2 separate regions of the Mus musculus genome follow, and region 2 is linked to region 1. Evidence: chromatin loops called from intact Hi-C (ENCODE). Cell type or tissue: gastrocnemius. All regions are shown on one strand. Links, peaks and the distances in the headings refer to the core of each region. The heading gives the core; the rest is flanking DNA. Region 1 holds the start of Cdk17 (cyclin-dependent kinase 17). Region 2 overlaps Elk3 (ELK3, member of ETS oncogene family).

Evidence for each region. Hi-C counts contacts between places; a loop is a spot of excess contacts. Peaks named below come from ENCODE experiments on the same cell type or tissue, not always from the same donor. Only the 100,000 strongest peaks of a DNase experiment are listed, where the experiment ranks them.
Region 2: it touches region 1 in a loop (2.3-fold over the local background); 4 of 42 quality-filtered maps call a loop at or near these places.

Annotation. Positions count from the first base shown.
Region 1 is chr10:93,159,216-93,162,119 of GRCm38, forward strand. Cdk17 (cyclin-dependent kinase 17) reads left to right here and starts at 1,661. Exons shown (of 17, transcript NM_146239.2): 1 at 1,661-1,985. In gastrocnemius, for the core only: no CTCF peak of the experiment used is centred there; DNase peaks (open chromatin) are centred at 1,427 and 1,916; H3K4me3 peaks cover 1,889 bases; H3K27ac peaks cover 1,905 bases.
Region 2 is chr10:93,250,019-93,252,922 of GRCm38, forward strand. It overlaps Elk3 (ELK3, member of ETS oncogene family), which reads right to left. Exons shown (of 5, transcript NM_013508.2): 5 at 1-90. It also overlaps a transcript of Cdk17 not described here. Among named protein-coding and RNA genes, the nearest start is that of Gm32551, 34 kb to the right of the region's middle. In gastrocnemius, for the core only: no CTCF peak of the experiment used is centred there; a DNase peak (open chromatin) is centred at 1,578; H3K27ac peaks cover 252 bases.

The sequences.
Region 1 (2,904 bases), core at 255-2,754:
TTTTACTATTTTGAATATTTACTAAGAGAACAACAACAACAACACCCCCACACAATTGCTTTTGAATATAAGGCAAGCATGTGAAAATGTTTGGTATAAAAGTAGGTCATGTGTAACATATATTTTTCTTTAACTTACAAAGAACTCTGAAATGATGCTAGCTCCTAACATATTATAAAATTGCCTGAATTAGACATATATTAAAAAAATCATTAACTGCTGTTCAAAAGTACACACTCATTCTTGAAGGGAAGTATAAATATGGACATTTTTATAGGGTAAACAAGTGTTGAAGTCTTTGTAGAGGATAATTATTGTTAACCTATAGTTCTGGTAATTTTGGAGACACAGGAGAACTCCGGTTGATATATATGAACCTTATGAGCTGTAGAAAACACATCCAGCTGTGTCCGACAAAGTTCTAGACAGAAGGGCAGGAAGTATCTTCAAGGAAAGGCGCATCAATCAGAAAAGATACGATTCAGAAGTCCTTAGTAGATAATGAGATTTAAAATATATCGTGCACTTCCTGGTGATAAGAACAGAAAAACAAAACATAACAACAACAACAACAAAAAACCCCAACCTTCACCCTACTGGCCTTTTATACCGTTAACCTTTTCTTGGTTAGGGTGTCCACATCCGGACCCTACTGTCTTCTTTCAGTTCTCTCAGTATTTTCCTCTGCCACTTAAGTCTGCTTTTACTTTAAGCTTCTATCCCTACTTGTGGAAAGAAATGGGCCAGGATCACTTTAGTTTGTCTACACATTCAGTTGTTCCTAACTGGGGAAGAAGAAAGTAAAAAGATTTACAGAAACTGGGCCAACCTCTTTGGCCTGCCTCCTTCAAGCAACAGAATCTAACTCACTGCAACAGTATCTCTTTCTGGGTCCTATAACTTAGCATTGACTCTTTCACAACACAGTTTTATTGTAACCATTTTAGTTCCCCCCTCCACCCTCCCCCCCCAGCCTAGAGCCAACAGTGTAATAACATTTAAAAACACTGTGGTTGAAATCAAAGCTTTGTGCGTGGGTGATTACTGCACTGGCCACGCATATCCAGTCACAGAACAGAAGAAAATTGCAGCAATCGACCGAGGTATTTCTTTGTGGGTCATCTGAAGCACTGTACTGAGGCAGGCATCCTGTGTACAGTAGCGCCTGGAATACTTCAAGCAGAGTTTTATTGTTGCGAGGGGACAGTGAGGGGCTGATTTGTGGCGATCGGTTCCTCACCAATCGCGATGGTCAGACACTGTTCAGCGTTCTGTCCACGGACAGGGTCTCCCTTGCTCTCCAGCCGCGTTTGAAGCCACGCTTGAAGTTTCCTGGGAATACCCCCCAGCCCCGCCCAGACCACGCCCCAGTCATAAGCCCCACCCCCAGGCAAGGCTCCGCCCCGCATGCCGCCGTCGCCGCCACCGCCGGCAGGGGTCGCGCTGCCCCAGGCGAGCCGTGCAGGCGGGGGTGGGGAAGCTCCCGCAGCCGGTCGCTTTTCTCCGCCGCCGCTGGTTGGATCGTTTCAATAAAAGTCTTTTTTTTTTTTTTTTCCTTTTTTCTTTTCTTTTTTTTTTTCTAACCCCCGCTCTCGCTCGCTCCGGGGAACAGGCGGAGGCGTCAAGCCGCAGCCTCCGAGCGAGAGAAAGCAACGCGCACTCAGACGAACGAGAGCGGCGGCTGCGGTCTACCCAGCGCCCGGCAGTCCGGCAGCCCGCGCCCCGCCGCCTCGCTCCGCCCCGGCTCGGTGGCCGGGAGTACTGGGCCGTCCGCGAGGCTCCGCGGCCCGGGAGCCATGTTGAGCGGGGGGCTCTGCCACGCGTGAGGCGGCCGGCGGCCCTCGCGGAGCGGAAGGCGCGAGGTTGGGGGGTGGGGGGAGGCCTGAGCCTGAGGCGCCTCGGCGCGTCCGCCACCACCGGACCTGCATCCGCTCGCTCGCTCTGCGCGCCCGCCGGTCCGGAGCCCGCGGTCCCCGCACTTGCTGGTGAGTTGGCAGCGGGGCTGGGCAGGGATCGTGACGCCTGTCAGCGGGCGGCTCGAGTGGGGATCTTGTCGGTCGCATGTCCACGCGCGGCGTGGGCTGCGGGAGTGCGGAGCTGGTTGGGGGACCTGGGGGGAGGGGCTCCATGCGCCGCCGCTGAGAGTTCGCAGCCGATCGAGGCTTCCTGGGGAGGCTGCTGGCCCCGTGGGGCGCCGGGAGGGGAAGAGGCGGAAAGTCCCCCCGAGACACAAAGGTCCCCGGGGCCGGGGTGGAGGCGCGGGCGCGGGGCGGCGGGAGTGGGCGAGGACGCGGCGCTGCGGGCTCCTTGGAGACGCGGGAGGCTGCGCGCGGGTGGGTGGGCAGCTCCGCGGGGGAGGAGCCCTCTCGTGGGGGAGCGGGTCGACACAAAGCTCCGGGCAGCCCTCTTGCTGGCGGGTCACACCCCTGAGTGTCGCTCCAACCGGAGGCGGAGGGACTGTGGGAAACCCAGAGAACCCGGGAAGAGGGGGTTGTGTGTGTGTGTGTTCCACCGTTGTCTTAGCCGCAGTTGCTTTTCTCGGTGTTTTTGTCCGGTTGCTTCTGCTCCCCATCTCAGCTGGGTGGCCCCAGTTTTCTTCCCCACATCACCCCCACGCTGCCACCTCGCCGTCCCCTGTGGTTCCCCACTCATTCTCTCCCCTACTTTTCACCCACTCCTTCTGGGGTAAGCGGTATTTTGCCTTCAGCTAGGGGAACGTTTGCTAATGACAGGATGCCTGACTTGGTCTGACCCTGAACTGCCTTGAACTCTTCTCTTTTTTTTTTTTTTCCTCCCACCCTTTCCTTTCTGGGATCTTCTGTGTCACATGGCCATTAACAATTAGCTTTTCTTCTTCAAAAATGGCAAAAGCCTTTAGCTGAAATCCGTGGCGCCTTTCCCTTA
Region 2 (2,904 bases), core at 144-2,643, 91 kb after region 1:
CTGAGAGCTGGGGGACAGCAGAACTGGGGATGGAGCTCTGTCCAGACTGGGGAGCGGCACCGGCATGTGACCGTTGAGCAGTGTGGGGAACTGGAAGGAACAGGGAGCATTTAGTAACTGTGACAAAGCCATTCGGGAGCTTGCTTGCCTTTAATGCATAGACCCACCCGTGGATGTTGTTCCCTGAGCCCAGTGATGGGAGTTGGCTGCTGAGTTGCTTTACAAAGGTTACCTAGAGCAACAGAGAGGGGCCCAGAAAATGCCCCTATTCTGTGTGCCAAAGGTCCTAACCTGTCCTTCGCATGTGCAGTGAAGTTGAGTCTACTGCTATTTTTTTTTTAAAGGTTCTAAGCTAGTTTGCTGATTTTCTAACTATCAAGGGGTAAAACTGGAAACCAAGATCCTTTACATATGGGTCAGTAATCTCACATTTCGAAATTTGCTGTCTGGTTCCCACAGCACAACAGAGACGCCTGTCCGCTCTTGTTGGAAACGAGGACCGGGAAGCTGGACACAGCAGCCTAGCCCTTAACAGTACTGACTGCTCTGTGGACAGGAGCTGAGCCTGATTCCAGCACCCATGTCGCATGGCTCAGCACTATCCCAGCGCCCGGAGATGTGTGGTCCTGGCCTCTGTGCATTTTTCTAAAAGAAAGATGATCTTATTCTTTCCTGGAGGTTTGAGAGTGCTTTTCCCTGATCTAATTATCAGTGCATTAGGTCGCCCTTGCACAGGCAAACAGTGAGATTTCTGTGTTGTTGGTAACTAAGGTGGTAGCTAGCCGAACAAAAGCGCTGGATTTCCTAAGTGGGACAGATATTTCAGCTGTGATCCCGTACGAAGAAGGGTGAGCAAGAGCATCCTTGTCATATGTGACTGTCCACTCACAGCTCGAGTTCTGCACTGCCGAAGACACAATGTGGCCAGTGGACCTCCCCCCCCCCCCCCCCCCGGTCCTCCTGTAGCTTAATCCCTGTTTAGTCCAGGAAAGCTAAATATTAAACCTGAGCACTAAATATCAAACGGCAGAGCCTGGCACATGCGAGAAGTACAATAAATATTTGTCGAATGAGTACATACTTTTTCCCCTAAACTATTTCGGTAACACATTTGAACGCCTTGGCCTCTCAGGGGCCGCTGTTTCATTGGGTCACTAAGAGTATAAAGTAAGCTTTGTTATCACCACTTTGTAAGTGAGACAAACAACTCGGGGAGGTTCTGACTAGCTCAAGGTCATAGCTCCTAAGCAAAAGTAAGTTTTTAATCACCAGCTATACTAAACGGCCCAGCTCCTCTTTTAATTGATTTAATGGTAACTGGCATATGTAGGGGCTTCTTGTCTTTCCTGGAGCTTTGGGGGACTTTGTTTCTGTCCAGTTCCTAGATCTATCTGCATGCACTTAAACCTTTCTAAGCCAAGCCCCACTCGTGAAGTGACTTCAGGTGAACTGCAGAAGCGCACACGCGCTCTCCCCCTGCCCCCCATTTTACTGGTGCCTATGAAAAAATCATCTTTAGTGTCAGCTTTTTCCATATGTTAGGATGGATTGCTGCCCACTCTGTGCACTCCTTTGCCATACTTGTCCTGATTGGCTTGGGTTCCCCCCTCCCCCCACAGAAGGTTCATTGGCTTTGCTCCCACCACAGCTATAAAAGTGTGTCAAGCTAAAATGTTCTATCGAGCACATTCTCAGTTGGAAACCGAGTCTCCTCTACCCTTTTTCCACATGTACCTGCCTGTGAGGTATGCCCCAGTGTGTTTGTAGATCAGGCTCTAGATTCACGCTCGGCCAGTGCCTTAGATACCTCTCTCTCTTTTCTAAAACACTTTGCAAATAGAAAACATAACCTCTTCCAGAAAGGGTAGTGCGTCGTTTTCTCTCTCTGCTGAAATTCTGCCATATCTGCTCTAGTCTGCTATAAGCATGGTTTTAGGTAGGCTGGTGCACACCCGTCATCCCCACATTCAGGAGGCTGAGGCAGGAGGACTACCGTGAGTTTAAGGTCAGCCTGGGCTACAAAGTAAGCTCCAAGCTAGCCAGATCTACAGTGTATGACCCTGTGCCCATCACTCTTCCTCTAAGATAGACAGACAAGCAGATCATTGTCTCAGGAGATCTGCGTAGCAATGCCTTAGCTCCACCAACTCCCTCCCTAAGGATTTCGGTTTGCTTTTCCAAAGCTCACACAGGACACATGCCCACTCTGCTCAAAATGTGCTGTAGGTTATGATTTTTCTTTCATTTACCAACACCCGGTGTATGTAAATGAGACTTACGTTTTTATTCATTTTGATGGGACTCAGTGGTAATCTGTATTCCCAGAAATCCATTTCAGTCGATGTCCTATTATTTTTCATTGGAAATCTCATTCCTCTGAGGAAGTTTATTGTTTGCCATTTTTAAAACTGCCACCTCCAACTTTTATATGACCACTTGCTCTTTTTTATGCAGGGTAATAATATTTTTTAAGGGACAGAGTTGTTTCCCTTTGCACATGGATCCAGCCATCACTTGTGAACTCCAGGCCATGCAACCTCTCAGCCATCCAAGCTAAGCTGTGGCCCCCTTTCAACCTCCCCGGCTGGTTTTTGAATGGCTCTTGGATTGAAAACAGATCTGTTTACAGAAATTAGAATAGAACCTCTTTGCAGACAGCCTTTGTATGCAGTAGTCTGCAGAATTCTAAATGTAAATTAGGAACCCCTAGTCTACAGCGGTTGGCTCTCAGAATGTGGTTCCTAATGTTTCCTAGAACATTATCAGAAGTGTGACTGTTTTATCAGACCATGCCTGAGACCCCATGAATCAGAAGCCCCTGGGTGGGCCTAGCATCTTTACTTGACACAATATCCATGCAACCCTGATGCATGCTGGCTTCGCAGAACCACTGGCTATGTGGTA